Linked DNA regions of Homo sapiens: region 2 is linked to region 1. The links are chromatin contacts, found by Hi-C in ENCODE. All regions are on one chromosome and are shown on one strand. The core of a region is the stretch at or near the end of the contact, and the rest is flanking DNA. Distances in the headings are between cores, read along the strand shown.

Region 1 (7,502 bases), core at 1,270-3,769:
TTGTCGCATTCTGTGCCATATTTCTGACACCTGAGAGAAGAGCTTCTGCATAACTTCCGTGGGCTACCCTGACAGTCAGGCCATATACCCTGCAAGTTCAAGGCATCCCCTGGATATCTGTCAAATGGCTTCGAGAAGACCGCAGCGTCCTTTCACCTGCTCAGAGATCTGACCACCCCTCTCCCTCCATCCCATCCCTCCCCCAGTACCCAGCAGGGACCTTTGGTGAGCCTGAAAAGAACCATTTGCCATCCTCCTTCTCCCTGCCCCTTGCCACCACAGTGAAGACAGTTGAGATCCTCCAATGTGAGAAGGTATATGTCTGTATTTGCAATTCCACATATTTCTGTTTTCAACAAACCTAATACTCCTTTCACTTAGGGGAAAACCATGGATAGAAGTTTGAGCCTAAGAGGTCAAGCGCACAGGCTCTGTGGTCAACCAGACACAGGGTTCTGACTCCAGACTCTATTATTATTCCGATTACAGAGGTTTGGGGCGCAGTTATATCTTATTTAACACAGGGCAACTTAGTTAACCTCCCCTCGCTTAGTCTTCTCATTTCCCCTCTGTGGATGGGTGGAGCCTCGCTGGACAGATGTGAACATACAGTGAGATAATGTACTTGTAATGTCTTTGCACGCATCTGGCACAGAGCAAGAATTCCATCAGTTATTATTATCACGATCTTCGTGATTATCTGCAGTTCGTTTGAGAACATGAGTTACAAGCTCAGAAAGGGAGGAGGTAGTCTGTACCTAAGTACGTATCTGCCTTGGATAACCCCACGCATCCTGGAAACCTGCCTGTACTCAGGTAGGTAACACTCACTCTGACGTTGGGGACAGCTAGTGTCCAATGACCTGGCCCAGGTGTGACAAGAGCACATAAAAAGTCTCCCTCTTCTCCTGAAGTACTGAGCACAACATTTTAGATGGGACAGATTCAGACAACTGTCACTAATGGGATGCCACATCTCTCTGTGCTACATTCTGGAAACTTCGCAGGCCCACCCTGAGCTTTAACAATCGCCCCTCCGCAGCCCCCAAGGAGAAACACAGGCGGCAGGAAGGGAGGAGTCCTCATTCTTAGCTGAGCAGCTCGCCTCATAGACAGATGACATATTCCTCCCATATACTACCTAAGCGCATTAGCTCCGCGACCTGGGGCCTTGACTTTGTCTGCAGACATCCAAGCCCTCCAATCTCCCAGGTTCCCTACTGGTACCCCACCAAACGCTGGGCTCTAAGACTATTTCCTCCTACACGTCTGCCCGCGCGCCTCCAGTCCCATGTGGCCCCTCCACTAGTTTCTGCGCTCGGGCTGGAGTCGCCAGGGAATGATTTCCAGTCCGCACGCGGGGACCGGGAGCCAACTGTACTGACATGTTTCCAGGATAAAACCAAATTTGCAGGTGGGGCACAGAAAAGAATCAGGCAAGTTGTTCTTTCCAGCAGCCCCGGCCATCTGCCCGAAACGGGGCAGGAAGGGTAAGAAGGAGCGCGCGGGAGCCAGGGTGTGCCGGCTCCCAGGCACAGGGCGCAGCGCGCAAGGACCCTGGGGCTCACCCTGTGCCCGGCCCGCCCGCGTCGAGCCCCGGAGGCGCCGGCGTGCGTCCTTACCATTCAGCTGCCGGTACACGATGTCCTCCAGCAGCGACAGGCGCTTCAGGACCGCATCCTGGATGGGGCTGGCGCTGTGCGCGCTGAGGTTGGCCACCTCGGCGCGCGGCCGGATCTCGTGGAAGGCGTCTCCGCTGCGCACCGCGATGGGCCGGCACTTGGCCAGGAAGAGCACGAAGCCGGCTACCGCGATCAAGTTCAACACCAACAGCACTTTGACTCTTCTCAGTGAAGCCATCAAACAGCCCGGCCGGCCCTCGCCCCGGACCTGCGCCCCCTCGGGCTCCGGCGAGGCGCGGGGCAGCCAGGGGCCGTGCAAGCCTCACACACCAGACGGCCGGCAGGGATCCAAGCCCCTGCTCGTCCCACCTCAAGGATGCTCGGGCGGCGGAGACGGCTGGGAGGTCGGATTGGTGGTGGGGAGAACGGAATCGCTCACATGGAAGTCCTCGCTCTGCAGAAGTGCTCCCCGAGACGCCTGCTCAGTCCACGGCGCACGGCCCCGTCCAGGCGTCTCCGCGAAAGGCCAGGGATTTGAGGGTTTCTCTTCTGCACCAGCAAGTGGTTCGCCTCTGGACCTCTAGCCGCCGGCGCCGCGGACTCCGAGGCCGGCAGGCGGGGCTGCCCGGGAGGCACAGAGGGAGCGGCGCACAGGTGCCGGACTCAGGGATCGCCGCCCGCCCACGGCGGAGCGCGCCGCGCCTGGGGCCGCACAGCCTCCCACCTTGGCCCGCAGGCGGCCGTCGCGGCGCGCCACCCGCGCTCTTCAGCGGAAGACCCGCTCCCCCGGGCAGGCGCCTTTGTTCCGCTCACCGACCCGCTCCATCGCGCCGGGCAGAGGGGAAGCCCGCTCGGGGAGCCCGCATCCTCCAGGCTCCGCAGTCACGCTCAAGTCTCAATTACTCTCAAAGTGGGGGCAGCACTAGGGGGCGGGCGCCGGGCCGAGCGCTACGTCCTCTCCGCCCCCCGCGCGGAGTCCACCCCACCCCGCCGGCAAACTCACCAGCGCTCACAGCGCCGCCGGCTCCCGGACACGTTCCAAGCCCCCAAACCGCGCCGAGAGCCTTCGGGGCCTTCAGGGCACACCGGCCTGTCTCGGAGCTGGCGCGTCGCGAGGCTGGCCGGAAGGAGTCGGACCTCAAAAGTCACAGCAGTTCTCTACCCCCTCCCAAAACGTCGCGGGCAGCGCGGCGGGGAGGTACGCGTGCCGAATCACCCTCCGCTCGCCAGATCCGGCCGCGCGGCTCGTCCCGCGCCCCCGGGAGCCAAAACGCCGAGTCTCCCAATTGGCGGACGCGGTGACACCGCCGCTGCGGCACCGAGAGCCACACAGCCCCGGAGCTGAGGAGCCCGGAGGGGACGCGCAGGTGGCGGCGGAGGGCGGGGCGCGGCCCGAGGGGAGCGGCGGCGGCGCCAGCTCCTCCTCCGCCGCTCTTCGCCACCCTGTCCCCGAGAGGCTGTCGGCGGCCGCCGCCGCCGCCCGCAGGCTGCCGAGCGCACAGCTCCCCGGTTCGCCGACTCGTGCGCGCGCGCACCCGGGCAGGGCGGGGGCTTCTGGAGAGTGGGGACCGCGCGGGATGGAGGCAGTCAAGGCATGCTGGCTGCGGCCGGCGCTGGAGGGACCCTTTAGTTCTCAGTACTCCCTGAGCGGGCGGGTTCGTTCCATCCCGGTTGGCGATGAAGACATCCTTTTCTGTGTGCTCGCGGCTCCGCGCTGCGTGGCCAGGAATGGCTAGAGGGAAAATCTGGCCTGGAGGCTCGGATTCTGAGACCTTCGGAGCCAGGCCGGGCGTGAGCGGGCTTGGGGGGGTTCTCTGCGTGCAAGAATTCTAACCTCCCCAGTCACTGCTTCTAGGCCCACCCGCTGCTCTGTTCAAATTTTATTATAAGAAGCATATTCATTTGGCTCCTGGTTTTCCACTACCTCTTCCTCTTCCCAAAACCCAGGAACTCGAAATACTGGAATTCAACGCCCCCCCACCCCGGTTGATCCATTTAATTCCTTGGGTCTAAAATAGAAATCAGGCCGCCAACTAATAAAAATCGGGCAGCAAAGCTAAATGGAGCTGATCGTTTTCCCCTCATCATTTTGATCTCATTAAAGTTTTTGTTTTTGTTTTTGCGGTTGTTTTGGTTTTTTCTGGGGCTTGGTTTCTTGTTTTGTTTTTGCCTGTGTATTATTTTAAGTTTTGATTTTTAACATAGAAATGTATATGCAAAAAAATAGTCTTTTTATTTCATTCCCTTGGAATTCTCTGCCTGGGTGCAATCGGGTCCTCAGGGCGCATGCTTTGTAAAATCTACCTGAAAGTGGACACAAAACAGTTAAAAAGGCCCAAGGGATGATTTTTAGCCACACATGTTAGGCAAGAGAGAGGCTGTGTGGGAAGAAACTTGGGTTACTGAGCATCTCATGGAGTATCCAGTTGAGTTGGGTGTTATTATAACCACACTACAGATGGAGCTAGCACAATCAATGGAAGCTTCTGCAAAAATAATTTTTGAACATTCACTCAGCCGCAGGACTGAAGCCAGGGAGGCTGAGGCATTGGGCTAGGGTGCCCGAGAAGCAGTAAGTGGCTCTAAGTATGTGCTTGAGGCTGACTCTCAAGCGTGTGCATATTTGGGAGTGGAAGACAGGAAACAAAGTAGAGGAAACAGCCTCAGAGTAATCGAGAAGTTTCCAGGCAAATTTCAATTTCAGAGAGATTTCTGTGCTTTCTCTAAAGCCAGAGAGGTCCCTGATGCAAATTAACTTTTGGCTTTATCATGCATCCTCCAGGAGCCTCCTCTCAGCTCCTGCACGCATTCTGGGCAGCTTCTGTGTTCAAAAATGACACTGGACACTACTCAATGAGTGACCCACTGTCATGGCCTCATCCTGAACCCTGTATTCACAGAGGAGCCTTCCACTCCTGCAATCCTGCACTAAAATCCCAGCCTGTTATTACTGTTCCCTAGCTTTTTACCTCTCCCATTCTCAACTCCAAACAAACATATTCTCCAGCCAACAACTTCCTTCTCCTTCCCAGGTGTCCATGCCTCTCTATCCCCTCTGGAGTTCCTTCCCTCCTCTTTCTGGAGTTCATGGTTAGTCATTTATTTCAAACACATTCCTAATAGGGCCTGCTATTAAGGATCATGCACATGTATATCATATTTTTCCACTGCCCCAGCCTAGCAATCCCCAACTCTGAATCAATTTCACCTTCTTCTTTCTCAACCCAAGGACAAAGGCAAGAGCAAGTGTACCCAGGGAAAAACCACATCATCTCAAAGCCTGCAGGCATTTCCAATTGGTGGTGTCTAACCTTACCTGGGCCTTCGATTCTACTGAAAAGCTCTATTCCATGTCCCTAGCCAGCTCCTCTCCCTAGAGACACCCTAGCTAGACTTCAGGAGTTCATGAATAGCTCTCAATCAGATGAAAAAGTGTATCTGCATGTTACATAGACATTTTTCTGGGGAAAAGACCTGTAAGTTTCATCAGATTCTCAACATAGTCAATGACCCTAAAAGTTTAAGGACCTGCCTAGCATGTTATATATGCAAAAACATAATCAACTAAACGTTTATTATATACCAGCTGCTTCTGAAACCAACAAAACTACACTTCAGTGGCTGTGTGGTCTGCTCGCCATAAGGTCTGGGTTCCAGTCCCATTTCGGTCACCAAAGAATAAATCTGTTCTTGACTTTAAAAGAAGAAATTTATCTTGGATGGCACCCAAAACCATTCCCAGTCATAAAACTCAGTTTAACTACAAAAGCTTTATCAAAAGAGTTTCTTTGGTTGGTTGGTTGAGCAAACTGAAAGGAAAGAGACCAATGGTATTTCTGTGCAAGGATTTTTTATTTCAAATACATTTTTCACTCAACCATGGTTCAAATAACATATGCCTTTGACATGACTCTGTCCCCTTTGTTTGTCTGTTAAAAATGTATCGCATCTCATCTGAGTCCATAACAGGAGTTAAAATACTTGGAGTTTCGCCAAGGGAAACCAGGGACTCATCTCTCTACAGAGGTTTGGCCAACTCATTTACTCTTGCTAGAATTCGCGAGGCAAAGCCTTCACTCTCATAAAACCCTGAGCATTGCAAAAGATACTGGAGTTTTGGTTGTTATAATTTCAACTTTCATTTTAGACACAGAGGGTATACGTGCAGGTTTGTTACATGAGTATATTGTGTGATGCTAAGGTTTGGGGTACGGATTCTGTCACCCAGGTACTAATGAGCATAGTAACCAATAGAACCAATAGGTAGTTTTCTTTCTTTCTTTCTTTCTTTTTTTTTTTTTTTTGAGAGAAGTCTTGCCGTTGCCCAGGCTGGAGTGCAGTGGCACGATCTGGGTTCACTGCAACCTCCACCTCCTGGGTTCAACCGATTCTCCTGCCTCAGCCTCCCAAGTAGCTGGGATTACAGGCAGGGCCACCACGCCTGGCTAATTTTTGCATTTTTAATAGAGATGGGATTTCGCCATGTTGGCCAGGCAGGTCTCGAACTTCTGACCTCAGGTGATCTGCCTGCCTCGGCCTCCCAAAGTGCTGAGATTACAAGAGTGAGCCACTGTGCCCGGCTGGTAGTTTTTCAATCCATTTCCCCCCCACCCCCCTTGTAGTAGCCCCAGTGTCCATTGTCCCCATCTTGATGTCCACACATACTCAATGTCTAGTGCCCGCTTATAAGTGAAAACATGCAGTAATTGGTTTTCTGTTCCTGCGTTAATCCTCTTAGGATTATGGCCTCCTACCTGCAGGGTGTTTTTTATTTTGTTTTGTTTTGTTTTTTGGACGGAGTTTCTCTCTTGTCGCCCAGGCTGGAGTGCAATGGCATGATCTCGGCTCACCACAACCTCCGCCTCCCAGGTTCAAGCGATTCTTCTGTCTCAGCATCCCGAGTGGCTGAGATTACAGGCACATGCCACCACACCAGGCTAATTTTTGTATTTTTTTTTTTTTATAGAGACAGGGTTTCTCCATGTTGGTCAGGCTGGTCTTGAACTCCTGACCTCAGGTGATTTGCCCACCTCAGCCTCCCAAAGTGCTGGGATTACAGGAGTGAGCCACCGCGCCCAGCTACAGATTTTTTAAAGGAGGAAACAAAAAGACATGAATCTACCTCCCCGCTTCAAGAATTCACAGTGTAGCAGTGGTGGGGAGCTTACACGGGAGATAAGTAAACAGGGAGAGACCAAGCTGTGCTGACTGTGCTCAGTGCCTAGGTATTGTGTGTCAGGCATTGTACATGCATCAGCCTAGCCTCACCATTGAATCTGCTGTGTGACCTTGAGCAAATTACCTCACTTCTCTGGGCATTACCCATTTTTATTTTTCTAGCTGTCAAACAGGAATAATATCCATAATATTACCTCTTGAAGTTGCAAGCATAAATGAGCTAATATGTGTAAATTGCTTAGCTCAGTGCTAGGCATCTAATAAGCACCATGGAAATAAACAAAGACCACCCAAGTGAGGACAAGCAAAGGCTGTCTATTCTGAGCTTGCTATTGCAAGGGAGTCAGCCATCATTCCTTGCATGTGGTAGAAACTCAAAGGCAGGCAGAGGAAAGAAAAGAAAAACTTCTAGGGGCTGAGCGAGGTGGCTCACGCCTGAAATCCCAGCACTTTGAGAGGCCAAGGTGGGCAGATCACCTGAGGTCAGGAGTTCGAGACCAGCCTGGCTAACATGGTGAAATCTTGTCTCTGCTAAAAATGCAAAAATTAGCTGGGCGTGGTGGGACACCTCCCAGCTACTAGGGAAGCTGAAGCAAAAGAATTACTTGAACCCAGGAGACAGAGGTTGCGGTGGGCCAAGATCGCCCTACTGCACTCCAGCCTGGGCGACAGAGTGAGTTTCCATCTCAAAAAAAAAAAAAA
Region 2 (7,502 bases), core at 3,020-5,519, 67 kb before region 1:
ATAACATTAATCATCAGGGAAATGCAAATTGAAAACACAATGAGATTTTACCTCACATCCATTAGAATGGCTGTTTTCAAAAAGACGAAAGATAAGTGTTGGATGTGGAGAAAAAGGAACCCTGGTATGCTGTTGGTGGAAATGGAAAATTAATACAGCCACTATGGAAAACAGTATGGAGGCTCCTCAAAAAATTAAAAATGGAACCACCATATGATCCAGCAATCCCACGTCTGGGTACATATCCATTGGAACTGAACTTAGTATGTTGAAAAGATATCAGCACTCTCATGTTCATTGCAGCCCTACTCACAATAGCCAAGACACAGAATCAACCTAAGTGTCCATCAATGGATGATGGATAAAGAAAATGGTGTGTGTGTGTATGTATGTGTGTGTGTGTGTGCACGTGTGTATACATATACCCACTATTCAGCCTTTATAAAGAAGGAAATCCTGTCATTTGCAACAACGTGAATGAACCTGGAGGACATTAATCTAAGTGAAAACAGTAGGTACAGAAAGTCAAATACTGCGTAATCTCACTTATATGTGGAATCTAAAAAAGTCAAACTTATAGAAGCAGAGAATAGAATGGTGTTTACCAAAGGCTGGTGGCAGTGGCCGTGGGGTTTTGTTACAAAGGTTCGGTTTGACGGGAGGGATAAGTTTTGGAAATATCACAGCACGGTGACTACAGTTATTAATAAAGTATCACATATTTGAAAATTGCTAAGAGAGTAGGTTTTAAATGTTCTCACCATAGATAAGTATGTGCAATGATGGACATGTTAATTAGATGGATTTAATTGTTCCATCATGTATATAGATATTAAAACATTACAGTGTACCTAATAAAGATATACAATCATTACTTAATTAAATGTTTGATTCAACTACATTTTAAAAAAGAAAAATACTAATATGGAAAAAATCTTTGTGACATAAAGTTAAATGAAAAATTGCAAATATGCAACTAAAGCTAAGCTAGAATTAAAACAATGCAGACTTCACATACCTTTAAACAGAAATGTGTACACTTGAAAAAACTGTTATGGATGACTGTGGGTGAAAGTTTCACTTTCTTTTCTCTACTCCTGTTATAATATTGTCTGTGTGATGAATTATTTTAATTTAATTAAAATTTATCTAATTATACTTCACTGAAGCTACAGAATAAAGGTCTGCACTTTATGCTCCTTTTGCCCTGGAAAACTTTTCATTGCTTATTTATATTGTTTTATGTAAAATGCAATTTAAAACAGAAAAAAACGAGAGAAAAAAATACTATTTGGGGGAAAGGAATGAATAAAAGAGGATTTTCTTCATTGAACATTATAATATGTTTGAAACAAACATGTCATAAGGAGTAAAAAATACCTTAAAACCAAGTCACAGATCACTGAGAAAGAAGAGGCATCCCAGACATAGATCCCAAATGTTTAAAGAATTTAACTGCCAAAGTAGGCCAGGCGCAGTGGCTCACGCCTGTAATCCCAGCACTCTGGGAGGCAGAGGCGGGTGGATCACCTGAGGTCAAGAAATTGAGACCAGCCTGGCCAACATGGTGAAACCCCGTCTCTACTAAAAATAACAAAAATTAGCTGGGTGTGGTGGCGTGTGCCTGTAATCCCAGCGACTCGGAAGGGTGAGGGAGGCGAATTGCTTGAACCCGGGAGGCGGAGGTTGCAGTGAGCCGAAAGCATGCCATTTGCACTCCAGCCTGGTGACAGAGCGAGACTCCATCTCAAAAAACTAAAAAAAAAAAAAAACTGGCAAAGTAAAATAAAGTATAATTTCATGCATTAGGACAGAAATCAAACCAAAAAAAATGGAGAAAAACAAACTTAGATCCGTATCCAATCTAAATTTTGTGGCCAAAAAATAAGCTAAATATCACAAATCAAATAAGAAAACCTGGAATAAAACAAACAACATTGTCCTCCCGTGTAAGAGTTTTGAATGTGTATAACAGAAGAGAATCAGAGCAAAGATAAACATTCATTCACTCAATAAATATCTGAGTTCTCAGCAGGCATCAGTATTATGAGGCCAGAAAAAAACACATGAAAAGAAAGCCAATATGACTGGAAAATCCACACATGTATAGTATTAAGCCATACACGCATGCACACACAAATTATATATATATATATAAAAATAAACACACACACCCCCATACAAAGAAAAAATATGGTACCAGTTTCCTGCACATACACGAACACATAAACAGAACTCCTTTAATAAGCCAATTACTGAAAATGGATTTAATGATGTCAGTAATTAAAGAAATGCAAATCAAAACAGTGGGCACACTCTTTAAAATTAAAATTAGAAAAACAAAGAAAAACCATTAAGCCCAATTTTGGCAGAGAGATAACTGAATTGCCTGAATTCTTTGGGAAGAAAGTCTGACTAACTATATCAAGAGTGTTTAAAAATATAATCAGAATAATAATACATATAAATAACATCATATAAATGTACGTAAGTAATTATTTTAAAGAAGGAAAAAAGAGTTGAGTTTTGTTTTGTTTTCTGAGTCTAGATGCTAGGTATAGAAACATTCATTATTTTTAAAAAAATAGAAACGACCTAATAACTAAGTGATAGAAAATGGAAAAGCAATAAAGGTACATTAAACTGTGCACTATTATAGAGTTATCATAGCTATGTAGGAGCAGGAAAGAATATTTACTAAATAATGTAATGTGAGAAAAGCAGAAAAAAACTGAATATCCATAATGACTATAACCACGCAAAAAGCTCCATGTGTTTAAATAAAGATGGAACTAGGATAAGGAGAGATGAAAATAATTCAGGTATTTTAAGAAAAGTTTATAACTCAAGTTTTTGAACACTTTTGCAGGATGAAGGGACACAGAGAGTGATTTTAACACTTAAAATCCAGCCTCTAGGAACCATTAAAACCATTTACACCAGTGGACATGCAGTCACCTGGATTATTACTGCACCTAGTAGTAAATGCCAAAATGTGTCTGGTCAAAGGATCCCAAGGAAGGTGGTCTAGAATTATTTACATGGGTGCTCTCTAATGGTTGAGCATGCAGTGCAGGCTGACCCAGAGCAGATGCTCCATCAATACAAACACACCATCTACAAACATCTTGCACGAAGCCACGGGCCAGACTTACTGATAAAGACATGGGGCTTTCAAGCCAACATGATAACGTGGCAGAACTTTCTAAAACATACCATACTTATTCAGAGGAAACCTTCTTGTCATCACCACCAAGAGGCTATGAAAAGCTTCCTTGGAAGGAATTGATTTTCAACAAAAGGTACTTACTGGGTTAAAGACATTTGTGCCTTTACTTCAAGAAGTCAGCAGATTTCTCAAAACATTTTCTGAGGAGATGTGTGTTTACAAGAAAGGTCAATATTAATCTAATGGATTTAACTATTATCTCAACTCACTAGAAAGCAAGAAATGCACACTTTTCTGTAAGGAAGACAAAAAAGAGGAGGTTCTATTACAGTACCATAAACCCCTTGAGGATGGCGACATGGTCTTATTTTTCTTTATATCTCTATAGTCTACAAGTGTGTTATGTTGGATGGATGGATGGATGATGGATGAATATACATATGGATAGATGAGTGGGTGGATGGATGGATGGAGTGAGCTAATGGATAAGTGCATGGGTGGGTGGGTGGACACATACATGGATGGATGGATGGATGGATGGATGGATGGATGGATGGGTGGAAGGATGGACAGATGGATGGGTGGGTCGGTGGATGGGGTGAGTGGGTGGGCGGGTGGATCAGGTGAGCAGATGAATGGATTAATGAGCAGAAGGGTAGGCAGGATGGATGGATGGATGGATGGATGGATGGATGGATGGATGGATGAATGGATGGGGTTAGTGGATGGATGTGTGTGTGGATGGATGAGTGGGACAGAGAGGGTAAGGGTAAACAGATGGATGAATGGATGAGTAGGTGAGTGGGCCAGTGGACAGACAGATGATGGACGGTTAGAAATCCTAATCCACAAGAACCTGTGTAAACCACTTACATATGCCAATGGGTTACAAAAATTACAACTTTAGGAACAGTAGTGTTCTAACACAAGCCAAACAGGAAAGCAAACCAAAGATCTGGAAAATCATCCCATGAAAAATAAATAGATCATTTGCGAGATCTTTCAAAGAAGAATTTCAGGGCTCCTTGCCTTGTAAATTCAGCTTTAGCCACCCCCTTGGCCACCTAATCAAAGGACATGCAGCGCAGTGAAGTGCTTAAATGAGTCATTCTTGACAGATAAGACAGATGTATCTCAGCCACGGCCCGGTTATGCTCTGATAGAGGCCGCGGCCACATAGAGGTTCTCAAAGTATTATCCAGGACTAACAGTATCAACATGAACTGGGAACAGTTTAGAAAGGCAAAATCTCAAGCCCCGCCAAGACCTAAGGAATCAGAAATTCTGAGGATCGTGCCAGCATTTCATGTTTCAACAAGCTCTCCATGTGATTCTGAAACCTACTAAAGTTTATGAACCACGGCAGCCAACACATAAACGAAGGGAATGTGCTTAGTTTTGACCAGATTTCTTTTTGTGGGGAGAGAGAGGAGCAAAATACAGTCTCTTTATAAGAAAACATAGAGACCTTCTGGATGAAATGAAGTGAAAATTGCTTTGATTCTGAATGTTCGGCCACACCACCTGCAGAAACCAAGACTAAAATGGCTTGTCAATCTTAAGTACCTATCTTCCCAAGCTATAGCGTCGTTAATTAGGAGGTTCTTCATTCTTACAGGTCTGTGTTGGTGTCAGTCCAACTAGCGTCAGCTAGTGTCAGCTGGTGTTGGCCACTTACTGGTAGTCCAGGTTAGCTGTCTCCAGAGAAAATCCTGGAAGCTCAAAGACTTTTTGGCTTCTTCTCGATCTCTCTAGCGAAGGACCATGTTTAGTAAGTAGAGTCCAGGTCAGCAAAGAGCATGGAACATAACTCAATAAATGAAGGAAATGATGCCAAGAAACTGAAGGTCTTTCTGTTACTGCAGCAATGCCCAAATACTCACTACACCCATTTCGGTTAGTTATTGCTTTTGGATGGGAGAGCAGAAAAGAACCAACATTTGTTGGGGGCCACTATGTGCATATTTCTAATTTAACCCACACCATACCCACTTGAAGTTGGTATTTGCATCCTTTTTTTTTTTTTTTTTTTGAGACAGAGTCTCGCTCGGTCACCCAGGCTGGAGTGCAATGTCACAATCTCAACTCACTGCAACCTCCGCCTCCTGGGTTCAAGCGATTCTCCTGCCTCAGCCTCCCGAGTAGCTGGGATTACAGGAGCCCGCCACCACATCCAGCTAATTTTTTTGTAATTTGAGTAGAGACAGTTTCACCATGTTGGCCAGGCTGGTCTCGAACTCCCAACCTCTGGTGATCCGCCCACCTCGGCCTCCCAAAGTGCTGGGATTACAGGCATGAGTCACCGTGCCTGGCCTGCATCCCCTTTTTACAGAAGATTACAATAAATAAAGAAATTTGAAAGCAACATAATCATCCATCAACAGATGAATGAATAAAGAAAATCTTGATACATATACACAGTAGAGTACTATTCAGCCCTAAAAAGAAATAAGACCCTGTCATTTGCAACAACATGGATAAAACTGGAGGATATTATGTTAAGTGAAATAAGCCAGGCACAGAAAGATAATCATTGCTGACTCTCCCTTATTTGTGGAGGCTAAAAATTGAAACAGTTGAACTCATGGAGATAGAGAGCAAAAGGATGGTTACCAGAGGCTGGGAAGGGGAGTGGGGGAGTGGAGGAAAGTGGGGACTGTTAATGGGTACAAAAATATAATTAGATAAAATGAATAAGACCTACTACTTAAATGTACAACAGGGCCAGGCGCGGTGTCTCATGCCTGTAATCCCAGCACTTTGGGAGGCCGAGATGGGCGGATCACAAGGTCAGGAGATCGAGACCTCCCTGGCTAACACGGTGAAACCCCGTCTCCACTAAAAATGCAAAAAAAAAAAAAAATTAGCCGGCCGTGGTGGCAGGTGCCTGTAGTCCCAGCTACTCAGGAGGCTGTGGCAGGCGAATGGCGTGAAACCAGGAGGCGGAGTTTGCAGTGAGCGGAGATCGCGCCACTGCACTCCAGCTTGGGCGAAAGAGCGACACTCTGTCTCAAAAAAAAAAAAAAAAAAAAAAAAAGCACAACAGGGTGACTATAATCAATAATGTAATTGTTGCACATTTTAAAATAACTAAAAGAGTATGACTGGATTATTTGTAGCACAAAGGATAAATGCTCGAGAGGATGGATACCCCATTTTCCATGATGTGATTGTTACACACTGCATGTCTGAATCAAAGTATCTCATGTACTCTATAAACATATACACCTACTACGTATCCACAAAAATTAAAAATAAATTTTTTAAAAAAAAATTGGCGGGGCATAGTGGCTCACACCTGTAATCCCAGCACTTTGGGAGGCCAAGGAAGGCAGATCACTTGAGGTCAGGAGTTTGAGACCAGCCTGGCCAACATGGTGAAACCCCGTCTCTACTAAAAATATAAAAATTAGCCAGGCATCATTGCGCGCACCTGTAGTCCCAGCTACTCAGGAGGCTGAGGCAGGAGAATCGCTTGAGCCTGGGAAGCAGAGGTTGCAGTGAACCAAGATCACTTGAACCAAGATCACGCCACTGCACTCCAACCTGGGCGACAGAGCAAGACTCCGTCTCAAAAATAAATAATAATAATTTTTTTTTTAATTAAGCAACAGTCTCAAAGCCACACACTATCAAGTAGCATAACCAAGCTTTCAACTCAGGTATTCTGGGAGTCCCCAAGACCACCCCCAGGTCAATAATTCAGTAGGAGGAGACATAGGACTCAGCACATTGTACTCGTGGCTCTGATTTATTACAGTGGAGGATTCAAAACAGAAGCAGAAGAAGGGGCCAGGCGCGGTGGCTCACGCTTATAATCCCAACACTTTGGGAGGCTGAGGCGGGTGGATCACCTGAGGTCAGGAGTTCAAGACCACCATGGTCAACATGATGAAGTCCCATCTCTACTAAAAATACAAAAAAATTACCCAGGCATGGTGGCAGGTGCCTGTAACCCCAGCTACTTGAGAGGCTGAGGCAGGGGAATTGCTTGAACCTGGAGGCGGAGTTTGCAGGGAGCCAAGATCCTGCCACTGCACTCCAGCCTAGGCGACAGAGCAAGACCCTGTCTCAAAAATAAATAAATAAATAATAAAATAAATAAAAATAAAAAGCAGCAAGAGAGGGAACAGGCACATGGGAGGAGGTCTGGAGGAGACTGCGTGCAAGCTTCCAAGAGTTCTACCCCAGTGAAGTCACAGGGGATGCTGCTAATCCCTCCAGTAAGGAGTTCTGACAACACATGAGAAGAGTTTCCCATTAGAGAAGCTCATTAGGGAGTTAGTATGCAAGATTTTTATTGGGGGCTGGTCATAAGTGTCAAGAAACATTG

Evidence for each region. A loop is a pair of places that touch in the nucleus more often than their neighbours do. Pooled maps may share reads with other maps.
Region 2: a loop to region 1 is called in a map of ovary, with 10 times the contacts of the local background. The contact joins the enhancer-like site here to the promoter of GALNT17 in region 1. A Hi-C loop is called at or near these places in 5 of 168 maps with a recorded cell type or tissue (esophagus muscularis mucosa, heart left ventricle, ovary and 2 more) and 4 of 50 pooled maps.

Annotation. Positions count from the first base shown.
Region 1 is chr7:71,127,161-71,134,662 of GRCh38, reverse strand. It overlaps GALNT17 (polypeptide N-acetylgalactosaminyltransferase 17), which reads right to left and starts at 2,519. Exons shown (of 11, transcript NM_022479.3): 1 at 1,623-2,519. The coding sequence starts at 1,860.
Region 2 is chr7:71,195,897-71,203,398 of GRCh38, reverse strand. All of the region lies in intron 1 of GALNT17 (polypeptide N-acetylgalactosaminyltransferase 17), which reads right to left. Among named protein-coding and RNA genes, the nearest start is that of GALNT17, 68 kb to the right of the region's middle. Within about 2 kb of position 4,269, at least 4 of the 41 ENCODE cell types and tissues checked have a DNase peak (open chromatin) inside an H3K27ac peak, as active enhancers do; they include ovary, where a contact is called at or near this core.